2 separate regions of the Homo sapiens genome follow, and region 2 is linked to region 1. A link is a loop called in an ENCODE intact Hi-C map of the cell type or tissue named here. Cell type or tissue: CD4-positive, alpha-beta T cell. All regions are shown on one strand. Links, peaks and the distances in the headings refer to the core of each region. The heading gives the core; the rest is flanking DNA.

Region 1 (15,566 bases), core at 4,092-12,091:
GAGGACATTTCCCCCAGAAGGAAGTGAATTTCCTCGTGGTCCAGGTGCTTTCTTTGAAGGTTGATTTAGGCTTTATAGAGTTGGAGATAGATTAGCCTTCACCCTAGATCTGGTTTGGCCCTGATACTAAGGTATGCCTTTTCTGGGATCTTTACTAAAAGTCCTAGGCATTCAACAAAGTATTTCTACCCTGCCTGGTCAGAACTTGAATTTGTCCCAGCCCTGTGCCACCTCTGATAGTTGTTCCTTGTCCCACCTTAGCAACATTTCTTTGTCAACAGAAATAGCAAAGGTGGTGGAATTAGCAGGGAAGCACTTTTAAAAAGCTCTTATGAATATGTTCAAGGATTCAAAGCAAACTGAACACGATTAATCTTTATTTTTGCTGATTCCTATTTAGGATTTTCTCAGACTTTGTTGTTTTAAAGCTTCATTTTGATGTGTCTAAGGATGGATTTCCTCTTGTCTAAATGTTTCTTGCGATAATTGGGATTCTTAAATGTCTGTATTGGTGTCTCTAAAAATTTCTGCACATCATTTCTTCACATGTTTTATCTGCCTCGTTTTCTCTTAGCCCTTCTTTCATTAGACAAATCTGTTATTTCCTAAATCCTCCTGGGAAAGTTACCTCTTCTTCTATAGTGTCCTTTTAAAATATTTCTGTTTGGGGAATATTTTTAGCTGATTTTACAATTTGCCAATTCTCTTCTCTGTTGTGTTAATTTTCTGTTACACCCATCTATTGAGGTTTTTTGCTATTTTTTAACATTTTATTTCTGGAAATTCTACTTAATTATTTTGCAAATTATCTATTTTTAAAAAATTTTCCTGATTCCTGCAGATATTTTTAAGACTATTCTTAATTTTTTATTTTATAATCCATGTTTAATACTTGCAATTTCTGGATTCCTTAAGGGCCTGTATTTAGGAAGTCTTAGTTGTACAAAGCTGTGTGTTTCTAGGTTACTCAGAATACAAAGAGAGTGGAGGTGGCTGGGCACGGTGGCTCATGCCTGTAATCCCAGCATTTTGGGAGGTCAAGGCAGGTGGATCACCTGAGGTCAGGAGCTCGAGACCAGCCTGGCCAACATGGTGAAACCCCATCTCTACTAAAAATACAAAAATTAGCCAAGCATGCTGGCACACGCCTGTAATCCCAGCTACTAGGGGGTGCTGAGGCAGGAGGATCGCATGAACCTGGGAGGCAGAGGTTGCAGTGAGCTGAGATCGTGCCACTGCACTCCAGCCTGGGCAACAGAGGGAGACTCCATCTCAAAAAAAAAAAAAAAAAAAAAAGAGAGAGAGAGAGTGGAGACAGGGCGGGGCACAGGGGCTCACATCTGTAATCCTAGAATTTGGGAGGCTGAAATGGGAGGATCACTTGAGCCCAGGAGTTCAAGACCAGCCTGGGCGAGACGAGCCTTAGTGAGACCCTGTCTCTACAAAAAAAATAAAAAAAAAAAAACCAGTCAGGCATGGTGGCATGTGCCTGTAGTACTAGTTACTTGGGAGGCTGAGGCAGGAGGATTGCTTGAGCCCGGGAGATGGAGGCTGCAGTGAGCTGTGATTGCACCACTGCACTCCAGCCCAGGCCACAGAACAAGTCCCTGTCTCAAAAAACAAACATATATATATATATATATATAGTGAGAGTGGGATTGAAAAAGGACTTTATTTCTCTAGAGAGTTCAAAAGTATTTCATAAAAGGGGATATTTCTGTTAAATTCATAATTCATTTTTTAACTTTGATGTCCACAAACTCCTTGTATGTTAGAAACTTTACTTTGTCTTTTGTGGATGAGGAAGCTGAGGTCTGGGTGAGATAACGTCTTGCTCGGTTCTCCCAGTGGCGAGGCCTGGACTCACTCCAGCTGCTCTGATTACAGTTGGATGACGTTTAGGACACAGGCTAAGAGACATGAGACGGCCGCCCGAAGGTGAGAGGGCGCCAAACAAGCGTGCGAAAAGGAAGAGCTGCTGGGAATACCCGAGCTTGAGACCAAGAAACTCACACGGGCTTCCCTGCATGTCACCAGAGGGTGGCACGGAAGTGTCAGGACAGGTGGGGAGATGGATTAGGACGGGAGGCCGAGGAGTGGCAGAAGACAGGACAAATCGGCCTGCATGCTCCTCCCCGGCCCTTCATGCTCCTTACCGCCTTCCGTGCTCCTCACCACCTTCCATGTCCCTTCCCAGCCCTCCATGTCCCTCCCCGGCCTTCCGTGTCCCTCACCAGCCTTGTGTGTCCCTCCCCGGCCTTTAAAGTTTGCAGGGGCTGCCGCCTGCTGCTCGCCTCAAGCCACGGTATGTCACAGTGACTGAGTGATGAAAAACACCTCTCAGAAAAGTGAAATACCATTTCCTCATCTCAGTATGTTTTGCTCAGAATTTGAGGAATTCACACCTAAACTTCTTGTTCTCGCATACTTGAATGTTTAAAAAAAGAGAACCACGTTGGTTTCTGTGTGAACATTTATAAGATATGCCCCAAATCCCAAACATTTATCTGAAAAATAAACCTCGAACTCTTTATCATAGCGTAGCCCTCCCTCCCCGTTTGGCGGATGCCACCCCCACCTCAAGACCCACTGCATACATCACACACACAGCGGCTATGACTCCTCCTGCCCCGGGGGTCCCTGCACCTCGGGCAGCCCTGAGCTCTTAGCCCACTGAGAGACCACTCAGCACCACACCCCGCGCTCTCCCCGACACCTCTATACCCATCACTCCCCTCCACCAGGCACCTGGCGGCAAGGGAGGGATTTACATCCTTCTTAGGTGCTCTGAGTGAGTTCTGCAAGCTGTCCAAGGCCCTGGGGAAGAAGGCAGATGCAGATGCAAGCTGGCTCCCCGAGTGTGGATGCACATCAGGCCCGGGCTAGGCGCTCGCATTAATGACCTTCGCAGCACCAGGAAAGGCAGGCATTCCGGGCTGGGCATTTCGTGTCATATTCTCAAGGTCAAGCAGCTATTAGATGGCAGAACCCGAATTTTAATCCTGGTGCGTCTGACCACCCCAAAACACCAGACTCTTTGCAATCTACTATGTTGTTTTAAAAAAATAAATTACTTTTCAGTGATGGTGAATGAGCTAATAAAAATTACACTGCGTGGCAAAGGGCAGTGATGGTTCCTTACTCACCCCCGTGGGGCCGACTACTTTGTTCCCTCAACCCCCGGATAATGTTGACTTGTGCTGATGCTGTCAGATTTCCTATGGTCAGTCCTTTTTTGGAAAAACAAGGCTCCCCTGTAACCAAAAGAAAAGTTGACATGTCCCCGGGGCCTGCAGTTATGGGTGGGGCTTGAACGTCACCCGAGTCTAAGCAGCTCTCTGCCCGTGAAGCTGGGGGTGGCACAGCCCCTCTGCCCCTGAGCGACCCCACGCACACCCCTAATCTCCACTCCTCGCTCACAGACGTCATGTCAGCAGCTTGAAATGAGCCAGGGTGGGGGTATTAACACCACGGAAGTCAGCGCACACTGCAGATCAGGGCTGTCTTCCCCAGACATAGAGCTTCCCAATATTTACAATCACGCCACGGGAGTACACTAGGAAAAATATGTTGAGAGCCCGGGTGATCTTCCTCATGCATTGGAAATATAAAATTAAATCAAATTTAAAAACTAGAGGGTCAACATTTGACAACGGTTCATACATGAAAGCATAAGAATAAAACTACTATAAAGTAAATTTTAGTGACAAGTTTTTTTAGTGGCGATAATACGTACGAGTCCTTTTTAATGCTTTAACATGGGGATTGATGCCACCGTCACAGGGCAGCCACGCCCCTCGCCCGAGACTCTGGGAGTTGCTCTGCAACAGCACTTGGGAGGCCTGGGGTGCCTCCCATGGACACAGCACCATCCGTTTTCAAGCGATCACTTTAAGAGAAGCGCCATGAATGAAATCCATCAGCCACCCTAAGTTTCTCCAGCATATGGCTGGCTCATGAAAACAGAAATGCCCTCCAACTTCAACCTATGAGGCCTTGAGCCTGTTTGGGCAGGAGCTGGTGCTTCTGGTGCTGCGGCCAGATGCTGTGCCTGGTACCTCAAGCATGAAATCAAGAAAACTCTTCCAGCTCAGGTTTATGACATTACTGGTCAATGTCACAGAGGAATACAAAGCTTCTCTATCTTTCCTAACCACGCAGTCCATGCTTGGGCAATTCACTGAACAATGGCGATGAAACACCCTCATCTCTATCTCTGCACGCCAAACACAGAATTCTCTCTTGGCCCCCTTACAGGGCTGATGTATGAGCCAAACCTGGCCCAAGGAGGAGTCCCAAAAGGTTGCAGAAGAGCCGATTATCCACCCCATGATACCCACATTCCCACCCGCCTTCCATCTCTCAGGAATCAGGAATCAGAAGGGGTCTACTTTTCCCAGAAAACCTTTATTGCTTCTACCTGGGTACTTTCACTGGTCCCAGGAAGGGAGAACACATTCAGGTAGGATTAAGTTCTACTGTTTCCAAATTTGGAAAGGAAAGTTCTTTTGTCCTCCAACATTTGGGAAGGAGAAGTGATGCTTAAAAGAGAGCCCCTCAATGGAGTATCTCAAGGCTCTTCAAACAGGTGACTTCGTCTTATGAATAAATTATGGAAACTCCTTCTTCTTCCAGAGTTAGCAATGTTACAATTAATTATGTACCTGATGACAATGGATTTGGAAATATGGAAACGTGTCATGAATGTCTCAATGTGTGATCAAGACTTTTCTGTAAGTAGCTGAGTCACCATCACCAGAACCTCTTCCTCTTGCAAATGAGCCTTCAGCTGCAGACTAGACTCCCAGGATGGTGGGCAGGTCAGCTGATGGGGTGAGTGCATGTGCATGTGGGAGCCACACACGTGTGTGACTAACTGCATTTGGCACTATTTATTGTCTGTGCTTCTTTTCCTTTGTAAGAGCATTAAAAATTGACCACAGTATGTCATCATCCCAACTCTCCTTAAGAAGCTTCACTTTTCTTTCATGCTGCTAGCCTGCTGTAAGCATTTGTCTTGCTTTTAGATATTACCTAAGATAATAGAATTCCAAAGTAGACACCTACATTCTCAGCTTTTGAACTTTCCCTGTGACTTATGTGTCCTGAGCACAAGGCCATCTTTATATTGCGATGAACAGAATCTGGCTGAAGATTTCTATACACTGTCTCCTTCCCACTCCGTGCAGTGCACATCTGTGCTTGGCAAGCCTGCAATGCTCACAGCCCCTGCTTGAGGGTGGAAAGCTTCAAACACCCAGGGAGTCCTGTGCCTGAGCCAGCTTTGCTCGTCCAGGTCCAAGGTAGACAAGTGGGGTTTAGGGGTGAATGGGGGGTGGGCCCTGCTCATCACCTTCCTCAAGCTGAGAGTGCTGATGGACAGGGCCTCCACAGTACTCAGCCCTTACCCTTCACCCTTATCCTCAGCTTTACACAATGGACGTGACAAGGCAAACCCTGGCCTGAGGAAAGGGGGTCCACACTCTGTCCTGTTTCCAGGCCTGGGAACCCCCGGCTCTCTGTGTGCTGTGGAAAGGGCTGGAGGGAGCCGGTGTGCAGCTGCTGGGCTTCTGCAGATGTGCGTCCTCAGAGCTTGGTGCCCCCGGCTTTCTTTGCCGTGCCGTTCTCTGTGGCACAAGTCTTCTTTTTAGCTGAAGCCTCCTTCTGTAGACCCCAGGCCCCTCCCTGTCCTCTCCTCTGAGAGGTATGGCACTTGACTAGGCAGCCAAGAAATCCTGATGCTGGCAGGGTCCACGGGAACAGGCTGGGCAGGACCATGGTCAGGGGTCTGTCTTAGACACAGCCCTTACCAGATAGCTGAGGCCCTACAGAGGCGTAGAGGGCCAGGGAAGTCACTGCCCTACTGCCACATACCCAGGATGCATGGTTCACCATGCCCCCAGCTCTGGCACTCACACAAGCCCACAAGTTCAGGGTCCCAGCTCTCTTGCACAAACCCTGTCCCCACCCTGCTGGCTCATCATGCCTCAGATACACATGAGCCTCAGATTCATGTGGCCAGATCTTAGCCTCCTTCATCACCAGGTCTGCTGGCTGCATGCTGTGAACCCCAAAATTCTGAGACAGGTCTCAATTTAGAAAGTTTATTTTGCCAAGGTTGAGGCTGCGCAGCTGTGACAGCCTCAGGAGGTCCTGCCGACATGTACCCAAGGTGGTCAGAGCACAGCTTGGTTTTATATATTTTAGGGAGATATGGGACATCAATCAGCATGTGTAAGATGAACATTGGTTTGGTCTGGAAACGTGGGACAATTCAAAGCAAAGGCGGGACAACTCGAGGAAGGGCTTCCAGGTCAAAGGTAGGTAAGAGACAGATGGCTGCGTTCTTTTGAGCTTGTGATGAGCCTCTCCAAAGGAGGCAATCAGATCTGCATTCATCTCAGTGAGCAGGGGGAGACTTTGAATAGAAAGGGAGGCAGGTTTGCTCTAAGCAGTTCCCAACTTGACTCTTCCCTTTAGCTTAGTGATGTGGGGACCCCAGACTTATTTTCCTTTCACAATGCCCACAGCACCCATCCAGGAAGACACCTCATCATAGAGAGGGGTTCAACGTGGAGCTGGGGACACTGGTGGGGACGTGGGAGCCTCGACATTTCCTCCACAGCTGCTCACTGCCCTCGACAAGCTTGGGTCTCTGCACACAGCTCTAACCCGCAGAACACGCTGCGGGATTCCTGTGTCCCACGGTCCCCAGCGCTGGCCCTCCTCTCCCGAGGCCAACAGCGACCTTCCAGCTTTCGGAGCTTGTTGCCGCTCTGCTGTCTTCACTGGCTAGACACCCCCACACTCTCTTCCCTGTCAAGGCCACCCTCTCCTGCGGGCGGGGCTCCGTGAGTCACACTCTCACCCCCTCCCCCAACACAGCCGCAGCACGCAGCCCCCACACCTGCCAGCCCCCACGCCTCCCTGCACACCTGCTCTCTCTCAGGCAGGAGAGCTCACTGCACCTGCAAGGTAGGCAGAGGCCAGGCTGGGGAGGACACACCTAGCCCTGTCCTGCCCTCGCCCCCAGGGTGGCCAGAAAGACTGCAGAAGGTCCCCGCAGGCAGATGTGAGCACTGCGGGTTATTCCAGGCACTGCCCCAACCCCTACTGAAAAGCCCATTTTCACCACAACCCCAGGCTGGGCCACAACCCCCCGGATCACCCACGGCCGCGAGAAACCTGCAGAGCGCCCTGCAGACAGGGCAAAAGGGAACCCAGGCCCCAAGGGGGACTTCAGGCCTCCAAACCCAGAGATTTCTCTGCAAGCTCGTGCCCTTGAGGGCTGGGGGTGGGGAGCCCAGCGCCAGGCCTGGCCGCGCAAATGCTGGGGGACAGGAGCCTCCAGGGCCGGGGAGAATACCCGCCTGTCCAGGGTACAGAAGTGGAGGTCAGGGGAGAACCTGGAGGTGGGAACGCGGAGTTCCATCCGGGGCGAGACCCCTCTCCCAGCGCAGGATGAGGGGGAAATTCTGCCATAGACTCCCGGGACACCTCTCCCGAGCCCGGGGCACAGCGGAATCCCTGGCTTGGCCCTACGCCCCCTGCGATCTCCACGGCGGCTGAGAGTTGGAGCAAAAGCCCAGAAGCGAGGCGGGAGGGCGAGGCCAGCGTACACGCGGGACCCCCACTGAGGCTCGGTCGGGCCCACTGCCGTCCCGGGGTCACCGCCGCCTCTTCCCAGCGCCCCTGAACCGCTTTGACGGACGCGTTGGCTGCATCTACCGCCCACGAGGCTGCCCGGAGGGAGAACGCGCGCCCCCGCCCCGCGCGCCCCCTTCCTGCGCGCCCCCGCCCCGCGCGCCCCCTTCCTGCGCCCCCCCCAGGCTCGGGGGGGGTCTCCTATCTCCGCCCGCACCTCCGGGAGCCGCTCGGACCCTCAGACCCAAAGGCCTCGCTTCCCCGGCGGCGCCCGCGGTCCTGCAGGGGCCGGAGCCGAGACCCCGAAGTCCGCGGCTGCAGTCCCCGGTTCCCAGGGCAACGGCGCCACCGCTCGGCGGGCGCGGAGACTGCACCGCTGGGGCGAGACCCGCGGGGAGGGGAGGAGGGGAGGAGGGGAGGGGAGGAGGGAGGACGAGAGGGGGGGAGGGGGGAGGAGGGGAGGGCGGCGCCGCGGGGAGGCCAGGAGTCCGCACTTAGTCGGGGAAGAGCGCGAGAGAGAAGTGTCTGTCCCAGGCCTGGGTTGGGGCGCAGGAGGAGGGCGGGAGACGCAGCCCCGGGGCCACCGCCTGCCGCCTGCGGAGCGCCCTTTAGAGGCCCGGGAGCCCAGGGACCATTTAGTTCCCGCCGCCCGCCCCTTCCCTGCAGCCGCTGGAGTTGAGCTGGAAGGTGCTGCCTTCTAGGAGGTGCCACAGGCAGGCAAGAGACACGGGATCCCCCTGTCTCAACCAGTCCGGGCTGGACGGGGACACCCTCTGCCCCTGCCCCACCCTGCCTACCCCTGCTCTATAAAGAGTTCCCCTTAGGACAAGATTGTCCAACCCACCGCTGGGGCAGCATGCGGCCCAGGATGGCTCTGAATGCGGCCCAACACAAATTCGCAAACTTTCTTAAAACATTATGAGATTTTTTTCAGCAAGAAAAACACAAACAATTCCATCAACAAGTGGGGTAAGGACATGAATGGACAATTTTCAAAAGAAGATATACACATGGCCAAAAAGCATATGGAAAAATGCTCAACGTCACTAATGATCAGGGACATGCAAATCAAAACCACAATGTGATACTGCCTCACTCCTGCTAAAATTGCCATAATCCAAAAAATCAAAAAATAATAGATGTTGGAGTGGATGGCCCAAGACAATTCTCCTTCCAGTGTGGCCCAGGGAAGCCAAAAGATTGGACACCCCCATCTCACAAGAAGACCAGGGACCCTCCAGGGGCAGCCCAGGGGCAGCCCAGGGCCAGCCGCTTTGTGAGAGACACCTGACACAGGATTCCCACGTTCTCACCTGGACCTCCACATCCTCACCAGGAGCTCCATATCCTCACCTGGACCTCCACATCCTCACCTGAACCTTCACATTCTCGCCTGGACTGCCCCACGTTCTCACTTGGACCTCCCTGTATTCTCACCTGGATCTCCACTTTCTCACCTGGACCTTCACGTTCTCACCAGGACCTTCATGTTCTCACCTGGACCTCTATGTCCTCACCTGGACCCCCACATCCTCACCCGAACCTCCACTTTCTCACCTGCACTTCCCCATGTTCTCACCTGGACCTCTGCATCCTCACCTGGACCTCTGCATCCTCACCTGGACCTCTGCATCCTCACCTGGACCTCCGCATCCTCACCTGGACCTCCACATCCTCACCCGTCCTTTTGCATCCTCACTTGGACTTCTGCATCCTCATCTGGACCTCCACATCCTCACCTGGACCTCTGCATCCTCACCTGGTCCTCCGCATCCTCTCTTAGACCTCTACATTATCACCTGGACTTCCATGTCCTCACCTGGACTTCCCCTACGTTCTCACCAGGACCTCTACATTCTCACCTGGACCTCCACATGTTCTCACCTAGACCTCCCCATATTCCCACCTGCACCTCTATGTCCTCACCTGGACCTCTGCATCCTGCCTGGACCTCCCCACATCCTCACTTGGACTTCCCCATGTTCTCACCTGGACCTCCACATCCTCACCTGGACATCTACATCCTCACCTGGACTTCCCCATGTTCTACCTGGACCTCCACTTTCTCACTTGGAACTCCACGTACTCACTTGGACCTCCACTTTCTCACTTGGACCTCCACGTACTCACTTGGACCTCCACTTTCTCACCTGGACTTGAGTGTTCTCACCAGGACCTCCACGCTCTCACCTGGCCTTTCCCTTGGCTCTCCAGCCCTCAGCACAGAGGCCAGACAGCCTGCTCCTGGAGGGCTGCCATGGTGATGGTGAGCACTCCCTACAGCTGCAGGGCCAGGCGGGACAGGGTATGGCGGGTGTACAGAGGAGCCTGTGGCATTCCTCCATCCCCGGGGGCTCCCAAACACCAGCCTCAGCATGCTTCCTTCTCCTGTCAGCAGAAGGAATAGAGCATCTTCAGGCAACAAGGCCAGAGGATGTCTCAAGGCAAAGCAGCTCACGTTTGCATCATTGGGGCCACCACCCACTGAGAAAACCAGCTCCCTTCACTGGAAGCTGCCTCTTCCTCTGCAGACCCAGTTCAGCAGGAACACAGCTTGACTAGATGGAACGCAAGAGGCCACCTTTTGCAACTCACCTGCTGTGGGGTCCATGAACCAACTCACCTTCATTCATTCATTCATTCACTACCAAATGTTTTTGCAGCCCTCACTATACAGTAGAAACCAGGCAAAGCTCTGTGGGAGGTACGGCATGCATAAAACTAGAAAAAGAAGTCCCTGGCTTTGAGGACCTTGCACTCCCAAAGGGGACATTTGGGGTAACTGTTGCCATGGCAAGGCAGCATGGAGGAGCAGTTTTAGGGCACCCTGTGCAGTCAGATTGCCAGGTTCAGCAGCCCCTCTCTGCCACCACCCATGGCAAACTTAGGCATGTTTCTCAGGTCTCCCTGCCTCAGTTGGGGATAATCACAGTGTTTACTCCCTGAGACTGGGGATTACATGAGCTGATCCAGGAAGGGCTTAGTAAATATCTATTTGTATTGAGGACTGAGAAATTATTAAAAATAACACCATAATATACCATGACAATATTTTAGGAAATGGCTACTATAAGACAGAGCAGATGAGAATCATTCTCTCAGACAGACAGAACCTTTCAATAGCCATGTGCTCTTGGATCAAAACAATAGTGCAGGGGGTATATTGACACCTTTATGGCTGTCATGTCCAGTCTGCGGAGTGACAGAGAGCTAACTGTAGACTTGACATAACCTGCATAGACAAGTATTCCCTCCTGCTGTTACTTTTGTGTCTACCTTCCTTGAAGAAATAAAACACAGGTCCTGTGGTTCTGAACAAAATGTTGTTTCAAGAAACTCAGCAGGAAATTCATCAAATCTTAGAATCTTAATTTGAAGGGATCTTAGTGTCTCATGATGTGACACAATGTAACAAGATGCAGCCAGTGGAGCCCATTGTAATAGCATGAAAGAGAAGACAGGCCACTTTGCCAAAGCCCCGCGGAGGCTGTCTCCTGCTCACCAGGAGAACCCCTCCGTCCACTCACCGCCGCCCCTCGCCAGGAGGACCCCTCCGTCCACTCACCGCCGCCCCTCACCAGGGGGACCCCTCCGTCCACTCACCGCCGCCCCTCGCCAGGAGGACCCCTCCGTCCACTCACCGCCGCCCCTCGCCAGGGGGACCCCTCCGTCCACTCACCGCCGCCCCTCGCCGGGAGGACCCCTCCGTCCACTCACCGCCGCCCCTCGCCGGGAGGACCCCTCCGTCCACTCACCGCCGCCCCTCGCCGGGAGGACCCCTCCGTCCACTCACCGCCGCCCCTCACCAGGAGGACCCCTCCGTCCACTCACCGCCGCCCCTCACCAGGAGGACCCCTCCGTCCACTCACCGCCGCCCCTCGCCAGGGGGACCCCTCCGTCCACTCACCGCCGCCCCTCACCAGGAGGACCCCTCCGTCCACTCACCGCCGCCCCTCGCCAGGGGGACCCCTCCGTCCACTCACCGCCGCCCCTCGCCGGGAGGACCCCTCCGTCCACTCACCGCCGCCCCTCGCCGGGAGGACCCCTCCGTCCACTCACCGCCGCCCCTCGCCGGGAGGACCCCTCCGTCCACTCACCGCCGCCCCTCACCGGGAGGACCCCTCCGTCCACTCACCATCTGGGAGGGACTTTGGAGGTGGAACCAGCCACCCCCTGACCTCCCAGCTCCTGCCTCTCACACCTGGGGACACAGGTTCGTCCTCACCAACCCCGAAAGCTCAATCTCAGCGCCAGCCCTCAACCGTAAGGAGACACTCGCCATGGGGGTACACGGCCTGTGAGGAGGGCGGGACACGTGCCACCCTTACACACTGTGGGGGCAGCAGACCGGAGAGGGATCTGGCTCAGTGCGGCCCCTCCAGGTCTCAGCCCCGCCCAGGTCAACTGGGCCACATCACAGCACATGGCCCTCAGGGAAGGTCAGGACCACACTCACAATGACCGTTTGTCAGAACAGCTCAGAATCGGGCTGGGGTTGACCTGACACACCTGGGCTCTGGTGCAGGAAGGGACCAGACACACAGACATGCAGACACAAGAACACACACAGACACAGGGACACACACAGACACACACAGACATGCAGACACACATAGAAACATGGACATGCACATATACACAGGGCACACAGACACACGGACACACAGACACAGGGACACACAGACATGGGGACACACACGTGGACACACAGACACAGGGACACATACAGACACAGGGACACACACGCATGCAGACACACACAGACATGCGGACACAGAGGCACAGGGACACACAAACAGACACAGGGACACATGCACACGGACACACACAGACACGCAGACACACACAGATACAGAGATGCGCAGACACGGACACACACAGACACAGGGATGCACACAGACACGCAGGCACACACAGACACAGGGAGACACGCAGACAGAAAGACACACACAGACAGGGATGCACACAGACACAGGGACGCACACAGACAGATACACACAGACACAGGGACACACTTTGTCTGCGTGTCCCCAGCCTGCGGGAGTGTGGGACACGTTGCTGTGTTCTCGGCCCCACCTGTGCACTCTGTCACGCAGCCGACTAGCACTGGGACGGAGTGTCTGCTTCCCGGTATCTGGAATGCTGTCTTGCGGAAAAGGACTGGGCCTGCTGTTTTGCATCCCGACAGGCAGGACTATGTACAGAAAGTAAAAGTGTCCTAAAGATGGAGCGGCATCCACTCCCACCCACGTGCTGAGTGGTGCCCGGCGCAGAGGGGCGGCTGGGCAGGCAGAGGTCAGTTTCTGATTCTCCCTCCTCAAAGATGTCCGGTCCAGCCAGCAGGACTGGCAGCACCACGGGAAGGCCACACGTTTTAGGCCGACATGAACTTCGTTGACACGACCCAGGAGCACGACCTAACCCTGCCGAGGAGGGACGCCTTTGGAAGGGTCAGCAGCGGGTGGTGGCAGGCTGTCCAGGGGCAGGGACTATGGGGTGAAAGTTTGGCATTTCCAGGGCCGGGAGGTCTCTGTGGGCATGAGAAGGTCACCTGAGTTTATAGGGAGGTCAGCTTATGACAAGCCTTACTGGACACGCATTGCTGGTGCCCTTTATTCTGCCGGGAGCTGGGGTGGCCCGGATCACAGCAGGGGCCACAGGAGGCTGTGGCCATAGCTCATGGACCCAGACCCCGGGGACCGCGGGAAGGTGTGCAGGAGCAGGCTGGTCCAAGGCATCCCCTACCCCTGGAGTGCCTGGCACCCACTCTCGGGTCTGCTGTGGGAGAAATCCCCCAGCAGGGGCTAAACAGGCTCCTCAATCCCCCCTGGCTCAGACACCACAAGTTAGGACCTTGGGGGCTCCTCAAACCAAACTGCTCAGCCTGCAATGGACCCCAAGAGTGGAGGCCAGAAGTAAAATGACGTAGGTGGGAGAAACAGGGGCTCTGAGGGCCAGCGTGTCTGCGAGGACAGAGTCCTCTGGTTCCACGTGTTTCAGAAAAGGAAAGTTGCACTGCTGAGGGCTCCTGATAGCCACCCCCCGACCCCCGACCCCCGAAAACAAAGTGCCACAAACAAAGCAGGTTTGCCGTGGAGAAGGCCCTTGTGTGGATGCTGACAAACGCAAAGCCCCGTGGAGGCCTGAGCTCGGGGCTGCCAGGAGCAGCTGAGCTCCCAGGGGACCTTGGTGCCAAGGCCCACACCTGCCGCTCCACAAGGCCAGCATCCCTGTGGTCCCTCCCCAGCAGCACAGCAGCCAAATGGAGGGCCCAGAGCCCCTCTCAAGGCCAGCATCCCTGGGGTCCCTCCCCAGTGGCACAGCAGCCAAATGGAGGGCCCGGAGCCCCTCTCAAGGTCACGGCTGTCGCTGTGCTGAGTGGGTGGGGACAGCCCGCTCCACCTTGGCACCCCTGAAGAATCGTGTTTCAGTCCAGCAGCCTAGTGTCCTCTAGGCTACATGGGTCTTGGTCATTTTAGAATCTAATCATTTTGGTCTCTATCTCACTTTCAGGGGCAAAACAGGTGTGTAAGGACTCGCATGGCTCGTGGCAAAAGGATGGGGTGGCCAGGAGTATTTTGGTAATGACAGAAGGCTGGTGCTAGGGGACAGGGATTCTCTCGTTTGGAGCCACCTGCGCTTCTGGCCAGCGCATCCTTCTTCCTCTTGTTTGTGTGCCTCACAGCTTAAAAATTAAATGTAATAACCCCAGCACGAATAAACAAAACCTGTCTACCATTTGAATCTGTTATTTGCCATGTTGTTTCAACTTTTGTTGATAATAACATTTCCCACCGTATTCCTTGATACTGGTGATAATAGACACACATACACACACACACACACAACACAGAGTCAACCCAGCCTCACACGTACACACACACACAACACAGAGTCAACCCAGCCTCATATGTACACACACACACACACACACAACACAGAGGCAACCCAGCCTGACCTGATGGCACCACCTGAGGCCCGCGGGAAGAGTGGGAGCTGAGACTTGGGGTTGTGTCCGGGGAGGGGAACCTGCTCCTGACATCAGGACACTCAGTAGGCCTCTTTGGCCTCCGTCCCTCGGTGAGGAGGTGTTCTCGCCTGTCCTTCCGCCACGTCCTGCTGTGCAGGAGGGAGCCACGAGCCCTTCCCTGCTCCTGCCACAAATAAGCCACAGGCACAGAGAGTTTGCACAAAGTGGCAGAATGTCTCAAAAGTTGGAAGATTTTTGTTCATAAATGTGCGGATCATTCTTCCTGATTGGAGGCCTTTTCCCACAGACACCCACGCAGAGCGGCAGGGAACCCCCCATCTGGTGGGTGACCTCTCGGGGGCAGAAGCTGCCACCCTCAGGCCCATGAGGTGGTTAGGAGAGTGCCAGGAGCCCAGGCGGCAGACAGCCTCCAGCCAGCCCCAGCTCCCGGCCAGTGGGGCAGTTCGAGTGAGTGCCACCCATCTGCCTCCTTGTCCCTAAGGCAGGGATGATGGCGCGTGTCCAGTGGAGTCAGGGCAGCACCCACAGAGACTCACTCTGGGGTCCTGGGTCACAGGCACAAGGCAGCTGGGCAGCCCCTGCCGGAGGAGTGCGCTGGGCCAGGCGGGGTCGGGGTCGGTGGGGGGAAGGGCGCCTGCTCTTTCCCTCAAGCACGTCACCGTGCCCCTGCCCCAGAATTCACACGCTGAAGCCCTCGCCCCAGCAGGACGGCCTCAGTGGTATTTGGGAGATAACGAGGGTTAGATGAGGCCATGAAGGTGCAGCTCTTGTCATGGGATTAGGGCTCGTATGAGAAGAGACACCAGAGCCTCCTCTCTCTCTGCCGTGTGAGGACACACGGAGGAGGGGCCGTCTGTGAACCAGAAGGGGGCCCTCCTCGGACCCCAACCCTGCCGGCACCCGGACCTCAGACCCCCGGCCTCCTGTGAGA
Region 2 (15,566 bases), core at 3,078-11,077, 350 kb before region 1:
TTCCAGTGTGGTTCCTAGCACACTGGGTGGCTTCCTGTGGAGTCAGCACTGCTGTAAAAAACCATCTCCTCCTAGCTGAGGGAAGCACCGCCCTTCAGCAAGCCTTTAAAAAACCATCTCCTCCTAGCTGAGGGAAGCGTCACCCTTCAGCTAGCCTTTAAGCCTTACCTAATATATAGCTAGCTCTAAGATGACACAAGCCTCAGATGGACTGACAGGGTAGTCTAGACAGATAATCCCAAATTGTTTTCCTAATATTTAAATTCCCAACAGAAGACAAACGAAACAAAACCTACTAGTAAAAAGGTGATTGCAAAACCAAGTCAAAAGTAGCCTTTGTGAAACTCCCCCTGGCTCCCGCTGTGCTCCGTGGCCTCATTCTCAGGAAGGCACAAGCGTCCTCCGAAGCTTCCTCTGTTTTGGCGTCCTGCTCAGAACCGCTCTGCTCCTATCCACATCCACAATGACTCTCACCCACCTTTTCCAAGAGCGCCAATTTATCAAGTTCAGACTCCAACTTGACGGTGCACCCACCTGTCATAAACATCGATAGCTATCACCACATATCCAATTCCACCTTGCTGATTACACCATTGATTCCCAGGCATTGCAATGCCTGGATCGGTGGACATCTGCTCTAGGACACCTTTATGGGGAGACTTAAGGTTTAACTTAAAGTACGGTTTAACTTAGAGTTATATCTGGACCCCTTATTTTTCATGAAACATGCTTATAAAGAAGTCTGTGAAGGTTGAAATAATTCACAAATGTCATGTTTTTAAATATTTATATGTAGTTTTTTATGATTGCATGTGTAATCTCTCTGTGTAATGTTGTGTTGCTGAAATCTTACATTAATTAGGAGTACTGTCTAAAGGCATAGCATTATGAGCCTTTCTTTAATAAAAAGTTATTTTGAAAAGTAGACAATTACACGTTGAAAAATACTGTATTTGCTTCATTTGAGGTAGATAATCTGAACAAAATTAGTATATTTTATCTTCATGTTTCAGTATAATTGCATATAAGAAAAAAGAAAATCAAGGTTAAAGTCCAGATAGTGTTATTATACAATTATTAATCCAATCCCATTTTTAATTTCTATATACTTACAGAAGTTCTACGGAAATTACTAGGGCAATCTGTTAAGAGCTGTGTTATTTTCATATATGTTTAAGCAGTTTTCTGCACAGTGGCCTTAAAATAATTAGCAATTTCACTGTTTTATTTTATAGCATTCACAAAATTATTTAACTTTTTTCTGTTTGTTTTCTCATTTTATAAAATCAGATGAATCTGCCCAAAACAAAGTGTGCCTTACAAAGATACATTTTTTGAAATTCCAAATCTATCTGTAATCAAAATAAGTGTAAATGGATCAAATTCAGCAGCTTGAAGGCTCAGCAATGTCTTCTTTACAACAGATATGTATAAAATATAAAATTGCAGAAAGATAACAAGCAAAAAATTGCAAAGTTTTATCAAGCAAATACTTAAAAAAAACCAGTGTAGTTATATTTATACCAAGCAAAATATAGTTTAAACCAAAAAGCACTACAGAGGATAAAGAGTGATAATATATAATGATGAAGATAGCAATTAATCAAGAAAATATAATAGGCATAACCTTATATGTACCTAATAAGATAGTCCCAAAATAAAGGAAACAACAAAAAAAATAGAATTTAAAGAGAAAGAAGAAGTCTGCAATTGTAGTGGGAGATTTAAATATGCATCCTTAATGTCATATTTCAAATCAGACAAGACTATGTGGTCTCTGATAAAAACGGCTTGAAAGAGGAAAATACTATACACGTAAAGTACTGTTATTAGCATTAATAATGGCATGTAAGAGGTGAAACATTAATTACTTTCTTAGAAATAACAGTCCGGGTTTCATGTCGATATATTCCAATGAAGTGGATTCCACTTATTTTCTGTGACATTTGTAATAACCAGGATGGTTTTGGCTGCTTATTTTAGGTGAGTGCCTCTCTTAAATCACTGCCCCAGCAGACGTGTCTCCTGCTTACCTGGAAACAGGTAAAACTGGGGCAGCTGCAAACGCCAGCTGCTCTTAGTCAGACTCGTTTTTCTATGCATTTATGAATTTGGAAGCTGTTCAAGGAAACATTTTTGGTTCATTTTAAAATATACACATAACTTGTTTCTCACTAGCCAGGAATGTTTCTTTCTGGCCAATGTCTGCATCTTGCCCATTAGTGTATAATGTCTCCACCCTTGAGGGGTGTAGGTGAGACTGAGGAACTTCCACCTAGGGAGATAAAGGTGTAGACAGCATTCAGATCAAGACACCTGCTGAAGGGAAAGTACATATTTTCTGGACACTCTAAGATTCTGAGGGGCCTGAACTGGACATCAGTTTGTCTGAAAACAGAAAAATACAGATTTGCTTCCTTTGGGAAACAGCAAGGATTTGCAAAAGGTCGGGGAGCAAAAGACCATTTGGATCCACAGAGGTGGGAGGAATGAGGCTGAATTCTGACTGCGATATGCAGCACCAGCTGCTATGCAGGACGGGCATCTGATAAAGAAACTCAGAAAGGGCCACAAAATCCCATCTCCTGTCTTCATCAATATTACCATAGCAATGAAGCCCATATTCAACAGACCCACAGCAATGGGACCAGCACCTCAACAGTCCCACAGCAATGGAGCCAGCACCCCAAAAATCCCACACCAATGAGACCAGCACTTCAACAGTCCCACAGCAATGGAGCCAGCCCCTCAACAGGCCCACACCAACGGGACCAGCACTTCAACAGTCCTACAACAATAAAGCCAGCACTTCACCATTCCCACAGTAGGAGCCAGGGCATCACCATTTCCACAGCTGGTGAGCCAGCACCAGTCATTGTCTTCCCCAGTGTTGATGCTTAGTAAACCTGGCTAGCGTCAGGATGGGCCACTGACCTGTGTGGCTTTGGGTCCAGGTATGTGGCTTCGGGTCCAGGCATGTGTTCCCAGCAGTGCCATGTGGGGCTGCTCCAGACCTCCCCATTGCTGCAAGTTCTGATTTTTCTTCCACCGTCCTGTTCATCTCAGTCATCCTCTCTTCGCTGCTTATTGATCTAATTCTGTTCCAGTACCAGTGTATTTATGTGGCACAAAACTAGCTGTTTTTGGATGAGTTTATGTAGTCTCACTAAGTAACCCAAAAGACCAAATAATAAACAAAATTAAAATACCCAGACCTCGCTTCATCATATTTAAAAACACTCAAACAAGTAAAATCAGTCCAACTGACCAGCTCAGCTTCCACCCCCAGATTAACCTGTCATGTTCATGGCAACAAAATACACCGACAGGTGTGAGTAGCCATCCCACAGCAGGAGGTGAGACGCTCCAAGGAAAAAGGTTGGCATTCCCCAAAAGTGGAGATTATCCTAGCATTTCCCAAAGGCAGGATCAAACTAAGAAGTTATCAGGAATATCCCAAGGGGAGCCGGGGCGGGAGGGTTTACCACCGGAGACGCTGGGGATCAGCAGAACTGGTTTGGGTTTTGGCTCCGTCTTTTACTTAAGCATATGACTTAACATCTGTGTTAGGGGGAGGCAAGGGGTAGGGATGCCTCAGGACAGGAGGGTCCACAGGCACCCATGGAGACGAAGGTGTTGGTCTGCCTTTGTCAAGGCAGCAGCTGGAGGCTCGCTCTGCAGGGAGCGCCCCCTACCCGAGCTACCTGGTCCTGTTGCATCCTCACGGACCCATAAGAGGAGCAATTCCCCTCAGCAAAAGAGGCTGTGAGGATCGCATGCCCACATTTCAGACACAGGAGATGCCCGGCAAACAAACCCCGATACAGCTGCTGCCACCAGCTTCAGGGGTGCTAGTTTAGGGGACCAGCCACCAGCAAGGAGGGCCTAGGGAGAGCCATGGTGGGCTTGGTGCTTGCCTGGTTGGGGCACTGGCCTCTGGGCTGTGTGGTGATGGTGACCAGATGTGGGGAAATGGACTTGGAGCCCTCAGGGTGTCCCCACAGAGCCCAGGGGGTACACACAGACTGAGGAGCCTCCGAGGAAGAGTCAAGGGCAGGAACCCCAGAAATGCCAAACCTTCAGGGGCAGTAGAAGAGCAGGAACAAGTGAAGGACCCTGGAGGGGTGGGAAAAGCCCCTGGAGAAGCAGGTGGCGGAGGGAGCACAAGGCAGAGAGCAGCCAGCTGGCTAAGACTCAGAAACGCAGGCAGGGCCATGCGGGCACAGAGGCCAGGAGGCCGCCAGGTTCCAAAGGAGACAGTCACTGGGGTTCAGTGACTGAGGGGCTGGAAAGGCAGAGGGCAGAGGGCACCTGGGAGGTGGAGGCCAAGAGTGTGTGTTGCGTTTTTACAGCTGTGCACAGAAGAGACTGGAAAGATACCCAACAGACTGTGACCAGCACACAAGGTGGGCTAGAGATTTGTGGTACTTCTCTGTATTTTGAAAATTTTTAGGGGGTACACTTAACTTTAGAATCAATAAAATAATGTTGTTAAGTGCACGATGGAGGTAGCTTTGAACAACCGGAAGGAAGTGGAGAACCGGTGTTCAGGTGGGCGCCGAGGCAGCCTCAGATCAGGAAGGAGCTCCTGAGGTGCAGGTGCCCGGTGGATGGTTCGGCTCCCCATCTTCAACGGCCTGAGGCCACACGGCCTCTCTGCACGGCGAGCATGGACCTGTCTTTCTGTCTGTCAACCACCAGATGAGTGTGTTGTCTGACATTTCTAGTGGCTGACTGGCTCATGAAAAAAAATTTTTTTTTTTTTGTAAATCCAAGTGGCTTTACAAAGCAGAAATTCTGGTAGATTGTTTTCATGATTGCTTAAATTGGATAAAGTTGCATAAAATCATCTTCCAGAAAGCAGCAGGCTCCCCAGTGACCTGCCACCCAAGCCAAAGCTCACACAAGGACTGATTCCTGCAGCACCAAGAACAATCATGCATTTGTGTTTTATTCTGTTTTTAAGACAACCTATTGAAAGTAATTTTGGGACATGTTGCTGATTACCAATGTATGCTTTGGTATTATTTTTGCAGTATGTGTGTATTTGTCTGTTCTCATGCTGCTAATAAAAACATACCCAAGACTGGGTAATTTATAAAGGAAAGAGGTTTAATGGACTCACAGTTCCACATGGCTGAGGACACCTCACAATCATGGTGGAAGGCGAAAGAGGAGTAAAGGCACGTCTTATATGGCAGCAGGCAAGAGAGCGTGTGCAGGGGAATTGCCCTTTATAAAACCATCAGATCTCATGAGACTTTCACTATCACGAGAACAGCATGGGAAAGATCCACCCTGTGATTCAGTGACCTCCCGCTGGATCCCTCCCACGACATGTGGGAATCATGGGAGCTACAACTCAAGATGAGATTTCAGTGCGGACACAGCCAAACCATATCAATGTTTATACTATGAACATGGACACGATGTTTCTCACGAAAGCAACCTGGAGAGAACCAAACTCGTTTGATAGGTCATACGGCAAGCCAGGGTAAAGTGAACAGAAAGCATCTCCTTGAATTCTTACCAAGTGATTGTCTAATCTTGAGGGGACGCTTGCAGGGACCGCCACAGCCGCTGGAAAGCTGAGATGTCATGCCCAGCTGCTCCCACCTCTCCCGACACTGCACTCTCCGTCCTGTGTGAGGCTGACAGCAACCATACCTGAGGGGCTGCCAGGGGCTCCTCGTTTGTGCTCAGTGTGTGCAGCCTGGCAGAGCAGGGTACTACCTGGGCCACGGGAGAGCAGGCCACTCTGTGAGAGGGGCCATGGCTGCTGCTCTGAGCCAGAGATGTGGCTGCAGGCAGAGGCCCCTGGTGACCCAAGAAAGCACCCAGGTGGGCCCACGCTCTCCCTAAGTCTCCAGGTCTCTGCCTGCATCTTCCAAACAGTTACTGATGAAGTTGGGCATGCAGACTGGAGACGCATGTGTCATGCCGGGCACTACGGTGTGTCCAGGAGGGCTGTGATCCTAACCCATGCAGAGCCTCGAGGGAGGGGTGGAGCCTGTGTGGGGCAGGCAGAGCTGCGCTGTGGCAGGAGGCTTGGGTGGGAGTGCTTTGAGAGAGACAGGTAGGGGAGATTGTCTGCGTGTGCATCTAACCCCACCCCAGAGACAATGCTCAAGGAGCGTGGCCCTGAAATCAATGTGAAATCAGCTGACTCTGTCCCCACCTAAGCCAAGCACAGGGCACAGGGCAGAGCCCAGACTTTGGTTCTAATTCCAGCCCTGCTCAGTCCCTGAAGTCCAAAGCCCCAGATAGGTCAACACAACCATAGGCCTCTCTCCTCTTTTCTGCTGACCTCCAGATGCAGTTTGGAGCCAGAGATGGGCAGACAGAGTGGTCAGCATCCTGTAACGCAGCTGTGAAATTCTCCCACCCAGTGAATCCAGCATCCTGTAACGCAGCTGTGAAATTCTCCCACCCAGTGAATCCAGCATCCTGTAACGCAGCTGTGAAATTCTCCCACCCAGTGAATCCAGCATCCTGTAATGCAGCTGTGAAATTCTCCCATCCAGTGAATCCAGCATCCTGTAACGCAGCTGTGGAATTCTCCCATCCAGTGAATCCAGCATCCTGTAACGCAGCTGTGGAATTCTCCCATCCAGTGAATCCAGCATCCTGTAATGCAGCTGTGGAATTCTCCCACCCAGTGAATCCAGCGTCCTGTAATGCAGCTGTGAAATTCTCCCATCCAGTGAATCCAGCCTCCTGTAACGCAGCTGTGAAACTCTCCCACCCAGTGAATCCAGCGTCCTGTAACACAGCTGTGGAATTCTCCCACCCAGTGAATCCAGCGTCCTGTAACGCAGCTGTGAAATTCTCCCACCCAGTGAATCCAGCATCCTGTAATGCAGCTGTGAAATTCTCCCATCCAGTGAATCCAGCATCCTGTAACGCAGCTGTGAAATTCTCCCACCCAGTGAATCCAGCATCCTGTAACGCAGCTGTGGAATTCTCCCACCCAGTGAATCCAGTCATGAATCATCAGGCCAACCGCACCAACTGTCTCCGTGCACTCGCTGATCTCTTCTTGGCTTCGTTCCAAATTTGGTTATAAATTTTTGTGGTACTCCTTCACCCCAAAAAACATTTCTAGGCCTGATTTCCATAGCACCTGCCACCACAGAAAGCACAGAATTGATTGTGTCTCTAAACAAATTCAGAGTTTGGTTTGCATCAGAGGAGGTGAATCTCTGCCACCCGTCCAGAGCGGCATTTAAGGAAAGGTGCGAGACAGCACGCAGTGCTGGACCCGAGCCTCGGAGTCTGCTCTGAAAGCAACTCCATTCTTTGTTGGAGAAAGACGCTCTGCATCCAGACACAAACAGCAACGGAGGTGAGAGGACTGAGGAAGACGCTCCGCATCCAGACACAAACAGCAACGGAGGTGAGAGGACTGAGGCCCTGGCAGACAAGCCGCAAGTGTGTCAGATGATTGACGGGTGTCAGATAGAAGCCTTTGATTTCAAAGTGACGTTGAGGCAATATTCAGAAAGCAAAACCTACTCAAGAAGAATTATATTTTGATGTTTCATAATCATTTCTACGGGGATTGAAGTCACCTTGTCCAAGCACTGTTACCCAAGGGTCCCTCTGGACTGCCTGCGGTTCTGCGGATTTGGGACAATATGCCTCCAAATTCACCAGGAGAGGTTTTCTTTGGTGTCATGAAAACCTCATAAGCATGTCACATCTCTTAAGCATCACTCAGGAGATTTGGAGAAGTTGGCTCCTTGTGACGAAGCCAGTGATAAGGTACAAAAACCTGCAGTTTGTGTTCTGTACAGGAGGGGGCAGTGGAGATGCCATCTTTGCATTTCAGGTCTCCACGATGAGGTTGGGACAAAGGTCTTCAATGTGCCCATTACACAGGTTGTAAATAAATAAATGAATACATATGTACATATGTACATACCAGAGGCACAAAAAAGTTTAAATGAATGGGTCCAATTCAGAAACTTGGATAATTTATAAAGGAAATAGGTTTAATTGCCTCACCGTTCTGCATGGCTGGGGAGGCCTCAGGAAACTTACAATCATGGCAGAAGGTGAAGGGGAAGCAAGGCACCTTCTTCACAAGGCAGCAGGAAGGAGAGTGTCGAACGAAGGGGGAAGAGCCCCTTATAAAACCATCAGATCGGCCAGGCACGGTGGCTCACGCCTGTAATCCCAGCACTTTGGGAGGCGAGGTGGGTGGATCACGAGGTCACGAGTTCAAGACCAGCCTGGCCAAGATGATGAAACCACGTCTCTACTAAAAATACAAAAATTAGCTGGGCATGGTGGCAGGTGCCTGTAATCCCAGCTACTTGGGAGGCTGAGGCAGAGAATTGCTTGAACCCAGGGGGCGGAGGTTGCAGTGAGCCAAGATTGTGCCACTGTACTCCAGCCTGGGTGACAGAGTGAGACTCCATCTCAAAAACAAAACAAAACGAAAAAACAAAAACCCTCAGATCTCATGAGAACTCCCTCACTATCACGAGAACAGCATGGGGGAAGCCCCCACCATGATCCAATCACCCCCACCCCGTCTCTCCCTTGACCTGTGGGGATTATGGAGATTATAATTCAAGGTGAGATTTGGGTGGGGACACAAAGCCTAACCATATCACCATATAATTGCAATCATCTTTTCAAGATCCCTAACCTGGGTTTGGTATTGGAGCCTGTGTCCCCTCTGAACTGTGACCTCCTGAACCTCCTCTTGCAGGGCCCTCACCATCTTCACAGATTTGAGCAGGTGACATCAGCAAGGAGAAGCAGCAGCAACGTTGGACAACTCAAAGTATGGGCTGCACAAGAAGCCGTCCGTCATGTACACAAATTAACCAGTCCTGAGGACTGCCCAGCTGGACTCTAGTTGCTGCTTCAAAGATGGATGTCTTTAAGGACATCTGGGAAGAAAAAGATTGTCACTTAAGATCATTTTCTACATAACCTAAAATTATTTCTTTACATACTTCTTGTCTCTGACCTTCACTTACCTCTACACTTCTGGCTATAATATACTTCTCCTAATACTGTTTGTTGTCCAGTATTATTTCATGGTCATGTTCTGCAATTGTATTGGGCTCTTTCACTGTTAATACAGGCTCTGGTTGTGTTTGCAGGAGCTCAGAGTTTGCTATCTATTTTCATGCCATATATTTTGCTGTTTTTAATACCATTTAACCTATGTAACATCAAAGCAAACATACTACAGACATAATTGCTATTTCCACAGACCCTGCTTTAATTAATTTTGTATGAACTTTGAGGTTCTCAGAAAAGAAATCTCCCACATGTGAAATTCTGAATATTTGGTTATGCTGCCATCAGACGCTTCTGCTAGTACCTTTCTCCTGGGCGCTGTCAGCGGCTCCCTGATGCCCTGGGACCCACAGCAAGGCTGGGGCCAGACGGATGCTGGCTTCACAGAAGCATGAGGACAGGTGACTCTCCGAGGTGTGGTGAGCAGTGAGCGGGTGGCTCCCGCATGCCACACTCAGAGCTTATTCCCCAGACTCTCAGGTGGCCACACACCCAGAAAAGCCTTGGTAGACCTCATTATGTGGGAAGGGCATATATTTAGAAGCTGAGATATTTTTATTTTCATAAAAAACGAATATTGTCAAGTCATTAACATTTTGGAAAACCGAGAATAAAAAATAATCCTGCAATCTTAGCCAGATATAAGTACTGACAACTTGTATATGTTTCCACCTGGGTTTTGTTGTTGTTGTTAACTCTTCTCTACATATCAGTTTTTCATAACAATCAAAGAATATCATGTCTACTTTACAGAAAGAGAAACTGAGGCATTTGGCAGGTGGGTAACTAGCCAGAGCCCTCTTCAGTCGGCGGCAGCCCTGACTGTGGGCTCCCCTGCAGACAGAGTGGTGGTCACAGCTGCAGGATCTGAATCCCCTCTGGGACCCACACACATGCACCGAGGCTGCCCCGGCCATGATAGACCAAGAGACTGCATGTGAGTGGGCAATGCCAACAATCACCCAATAAATCCCACTCACCGAACCACAGTGCTGACGCGTTTCCAGATCAAGGCCTTCTTGGGTTAATTTCATGTTGAAAATGTTCCCCATGCATGAAAAATGGTGGGAATGTGTCCCTTGTCCTTCGCATGCTCCAGAGCCGATTGGCCATTGTTTTAATAGGGTCCAGGTCTGCATGGCTGGAGGTCACTGTATTGAAACATCTTTCATGTCTGGAATTACTTTCTCAGGAAAGACTCTGGAATCAGCGGACAGCGCCCCCTGAGGCGTCCCCACAATGGCCCATCCTGGAACTTCTACACTCACACCCTCCTGCAGAAGAAGGAGTTTCCATTTCACCCAACTCCATCAAACTGAGTATTACCGCTTGCCCTATTTTACTGGAAAACAATGATTTCATTTGCATTTCTGATGTTGCTAAAGCATTTGAGTATTTCATTAATGTTTCCTGTCTCTTTCTCTTGTGTATAAGGATCTCTGGCTCTGCTGTTAGGATCTCTGTCTCCCTTTTTGGTTCATACGCTTCCAGCATATTCAAACTTTGTCTTCCAAACTTGTTACACACATTTTTGCTCTTGGCATTTGTCTTTGCTAAGAGAAGTCCGGCATTTTTTTTTCTTGCTATCAGAACAATACACATACATTGTGAAACTTTGAGAAACGAAGATAAACCAAAAGTACACATAAATATCCACAATCTTAATCACAAGCAAGAACATCGTGGTGAACATTGCCATGCATTTCTCCAGTCATTTTTCTCCGTGAATAAGTACATATTTTGTTTTTCAGAAATTGAATTGTACAGTACATGCTGTTTGCAATCCGCTTCTTTTTTTAATTTACTGAAGCACAAGTGTTTTCCTGTGTCACCAAGCATTATTCTCAGGGCACTGCTGTTTAATGGATGAATACAGTCTCTTGTGAAAGTAACACAATTTCTGTCCTGCTTTTCTAGGGCTGCACCACACACTGGACTGCTTTAAACAATAGGAATTTGTTCTGAAAGTCCCACCTGAAGGTGTCAGCAGGGTGCTGTGCCCTCTGAAATTCTGACTGACACCCTTCCTCGCCTCTCCCTGGCATCCGAGGGTCGCAGCCACCCTGGGTGTGCCGAGGGTTGTAGACTCGCCGCTTCTGTCTCTGCCCCGTCATCACAGGCTGTCCTCTGTGTGTCTGTCTCTGTGTCATTTTGCATGCAGCTCTCTGTCAAGTACACAAATTAACCAGTCCTGAGGACTGCCCAGCTGGACTCTTGCCACCGCTTCACTGATCCATGCACTTAAGGTCAGCTGGGAAGAAAAAGATTGTCTCCTAAGATCATTTTCTACATAATCTAATTTTTTTTAACCTGCTTCACATCTCTGACCTTCACTTACCTCTACGCTTCTGGCTATAATATCCTTCTCTCACTACTGCTTGTTGGACTCGTCCTACTCCAGGAGGACCTCGTCTTAGCAAATCACATCTGCTAGGCCCTATTTCTAAATTAGGTCCCGTTCTGAGGTACTGGGGGTTTGAACTTCAACATATCTTTTGGGGGACAATAACTCAACCCGTAACAATTTCTATAACCTGCTCCCTCTTGTTCCACAATGAAACTGCTCTCAGTTTTCTTCTTTGATCAGGGTTTCAGTTCCTGATCATCTGTACGTTTCCATGACCCTTCCCTCAGGGTTCACTGTCGGAAGTGGGATTGATCGAATGTTTGCCGTCTCCCGTCCCTGTGGAGTGGGTGAGGACAGGACTCCGCGTATTGTTGGCAGCCGTCCTCCTCTGTCTCAGCCTGGAGGGGCTACTCATTGTGTCAGAATAACTTGCAAGGACCCATAGAGGGAGAAGTTCACCTCAGAGCTTGTCCTGAGCCAGAGCCTGAAGACCGCAGTATGGATTACACAGGCCACGTGGTAGAGAGAAAGAGGAAACCCAGAGTTGCTCCAGCTTCCCTCTCACCCTCGTGCTGACTCTCAGGGAGCTTTCCACGCTGAGCTGAACGAGGAGTCCCTGGTCTCTGCGTGTCACTATGGCCTGATGACAGGGTCAATTCCTGGGCCCTCCCTAAGCCCCTGGGGTGTTCACTGAGAGCTCAAAAGTGCAGGTCAAGCCTGAAATGGGAAGGAGCATTAGGCATAGAAGTGGCTCCCAGCGTGTGGTCTGTGACGTGCTGTTGACATTGTCTGCCTCCCAGCTCAGGGCTCCCACCCCCCAGGCCCCAGGGTCCTCCATGGATGCACACAGGTGTCACGGGGAAAGCATTACTTTGATTTCTTGCAAAGTCATTAACAAGACAAGCAGTGGGGTAAAAAGTGCTTGTGATCTTGTTTAGACATGCCAAGTTGGAACACCGAGACCAGGAGGCCTCTGTCTGAACATCCGTCTGCCTGTGGCAAAGGTCACTGTCTCTGTGGCGCTCACCCCAGGGTCACAGGGCAGGGAGAGACCCCCAACACTGACCACTCTCCTGAGGGCTGTCACAAGTGGGCCTCGCTGAGACTCTGTGAATGAACATGTGACAGAAAGGGCACTCCTGGAGCTGCTGCCCCGCTGGGGCCCCTGGCAGCAGAGAGACTCTGCTTGTCCAGGTGACCGGGCCTCGCCTGGGCCAGGAAGCAATCACAGCGTCCTTTCTCCCACTCTCAGCCCTGCCTTTGTGCACTCTGGGGTCTGTTTCAAAGAAGGGATGTGTTCTGACCTCTTCTTAAATGTCCCCTGAGGCAGAAGTCATGGGCCCCTCATAGTATGCAGCCATAATTCTCTCGCCTCATTGGGTCACTGTGGCAAATCTCTCTCTCTGTTCTGTAACAGAAGTAGAAAAGTGAAGCACAAAATTTTTTAAAAACAAAGAAGCACTGACACAGATCCTGCAGGTGTCACACTTCACTTTCTGGGGAGGAGTTAATGATCCAGGTGAGATGTACACCAACCTTGATGAAAGTTGTCAGAAAGCAAGGAGGCCGGCAGCATCTTCAGACCCTTCCATCTCCCCAGAGAAGGGGAAAATGTCATCACTGGTTGTTATGGATCGAATCGCATCCACCTCCCAAAAGGTGCTGAAGCCCTAACCCCAGTACCCAGGAATGTGGCCTTTTTGGAAACAGGGTCTAATGTGGATATGATGAATGAAGAGCAGGTCATGAGGGAAGGCCCTAATCCAGCATAACTACATCTTTATAGAAAGGAGACATTGGGACACAAAGACAGACGTGTGGAGGAAAGGCAGTGTGAAGATGGAGGGAGACATCTACAAGCTAAGTAATGCCCATGGCCACCAGAAGCTGGGAGAGCCCGGGAATGGCTCCTTCCTCCCAGCCTTAGGAGGAACCAAGCCAGTTCAGCACCCTGACTTTGCATCTCTGAGCTCCAGGACTGTGAGGCAGTGCATCTCTCTTGTTTACGGCGCCTGTGTGTGGTGCTTGTCACACAACAGGGACAGGACGCTCATGCCTGGGCGATATTCAGAACCGCACTCACAAAAGACACACCTCACTCCACATCTAGACTCCTGGCTTCCTATGGACAGAGGCTCTCCTTAAACACCTCCAGACATCTAGCACAAACAAAAAGACACAAAACTTGCCAGAGCAACAGGACGTATATGCACACCGTGCTCCACAGCCACACAAAGAGAAGACACGTGGCGTTACCTGGCCCCAGCCTCCTTGACAGCCCAGCAAATCTCAACCCAGCCCCACCCAGTCCTGGGCAGCTCTGACAGAACCTGCTCTTTCCCGGCTCTTCCTGTTGAGGACTCAGAAACGTTTTAATTGCACTGAGGACCACATTTCATTTCTAATCTAGAAGCAGCCTGTGTCAAATGACTGTGCCTAGCTTGTCACTCCCACGAGCAAACCATGATAACAGCCAGGGCTGCAGGAGGAGGGCCCCGCCCTGCCCCTCCCCAAGGGCAGCTCACTTGTGTCCTGGGGTCATGCCCAGGGTGGCTGCCATTCCTGGCGCACACATCTCATTGTCACAAGATGCAGAGGCGTACTAGCAGGCTCCTCTCATCTGTAGCGTTTCAGGCAGGTAATAAACTACCCTTCATCAAACTCAATAGATATATTTTTTGTTAACACCTATGAATTTCTCCATTTGATGATCAAATATATGTGGAGACGTATTAATCAATGGACTACAATATGATAAAGTCTGATGCAATATCATAAAATCTATTGATATTAACTTATGTCTCCCTAAGTGGAGGTGAAAATTCTGTAATGGGGATGCAATCTAGTGTGATAGACACAAGCAGGGTGGCAAGGTGTCTGCAGGCTGATTGCTTGGATCTAAATCTGGGCTCTGCCACTGACCAGCCTTGGGGAGCCTTGGACAGGGGACCTACTCTTTCTGTGACATGGTCCCCACATCTGTTAAACGGGGTTAATGACAGGAGCTCCCACACAAAGGGCAAGAGGATCACCTAGATGATTGTCTGGTAACAAACGTGCTTAGAACATTGCCTAGCACCCTTCTTCCCTCCTCATTGCAATGTGGTAAACGGAAAGATCATGGCTGTGAAGCCACACACACTTGATTAGGATCTAGAGCCATACTCACTGCAGGGCCCTGGGCCAGTTCCCCAACTCTCTTTGAGAGAGATTATGACATTGACAAATAAGATAGTGCATTAGGGTTCTCTAGAGAAGAGGGCCAGTAAAATGTGTATATCTGCATGGAAAGAGGGATTATTTTAAGGAACTGATTCAAGCGATTCTGTAGGCTTGGCAAGTCCAAAATCTGTGGGGCTCGCCATCAGCGGGAGACCCAGGGAGGAGCTGATGGTCTCCAGGACTTACCCTGATGCTTGGAAGGAGGTCAGTATCTTCCTCTGATCATGAAGAGGGGGGTGGGAGGGCAGTCTCCTGGGAGGCTAAGGCTGCACCCACCAGGCATAAATCTGTGAAAAGTGTCTGAGCGTCTGGGGCCGCAGGTCTGCATTGCAGGCAGCAGGTGAGCAGTGCAGATAAGGGCAAGTTCAGTTTGCGTCCACAGGCGTCTGCTGGCAGAACCCCTTCCTGAGGGAGGAAGGCCAGTCTTCGTCCTGTGCAGGCCTTAAACTGATTGGATAAAGCCCCACACTATGGAGGGTCCTTTAATTTACTCAAAGTCCACCCATTGAAATGCTAATCTCATCCAAAAACACCTTCACAGAATTATCCATAATAATACTTGACCAAGCATCTGGGCACCAGGGCCCAACCAAGTAGACACGTGGCATGCAGCCGCCACGAGGACTTTGCTCCGGAATCTGTGGTCCCCGCTCCCTACCTCCAGAGGTGCTCAGGCAGACCCCAAATAGCAGCCACTGTAGCAACAGCAGCAGGGCCTGGGGAGGCCGCAGCCTGGACAATTGGAGCATGTAATGACTATGGATGCAATGGTTCAGATGCGCAGTGGACGACGAGCATTAGCTCCAGCCTCATGGAGGAGACCCACAAGCGCCCCCGCTGCAGAACCTTCTGCACGGCCTCTGTCCAGCAGCCCCTGTGCCATCCTCCCACAAGTTGACCCTTAGCTCCTGGAAATGAGGATCTGCGTGTTCCCAGCACCAGGCTGGACAGGGATGCC

The links. A loop is a pair of places that touch in the nucleus more often than their neighbours do. Peaks named below come from ENCODE experiments on the same cell type or tissue, not always from the same donor. Only the 100,000 strongest peaks of a DNase experiment are listed, where the experiment ranks them.
Region 2: it touches region 1 in a loop (6-fold over the local background); 5 of 110 quality-filtered maps call a loop at or near these places.

Annotation. Positions count from the first base shown.
Region 1 is chr5:1,659,820-1,675,385 of GRCh38, reverse strand. No RefSeq gene overlaps it. Among named protein-coding and RNA genes, the nearest start is that of MIR4277, 41 kb to the left of the region's middle. In CD4-positive, alpha-beta T cell, for the core only: no CTCF peak of the experiment used is centred there; a DNase peak (open chromatin) is centred at 7,995; H3K27me3 peaks cover 4,916 bases.
Region 2 is chr5:2,010,017-2,025,582 of GRCh38, reverse strand. The region is part of intron 2 of LOC105374618 (a long non-coding RNA gene); the gene reads right to left. Among named protein-coding and RNA genes, the nearest start is that of CTD-2194D22.4, 130 kb to the right of the region's middle. In CD4-positive, alpha-beta T cell, for the core only: a CTCF peak has its summit at 7,744; a DNase peak (open chromatin) is centred at 7,802; H3K27me3 peaks cover 269 bases.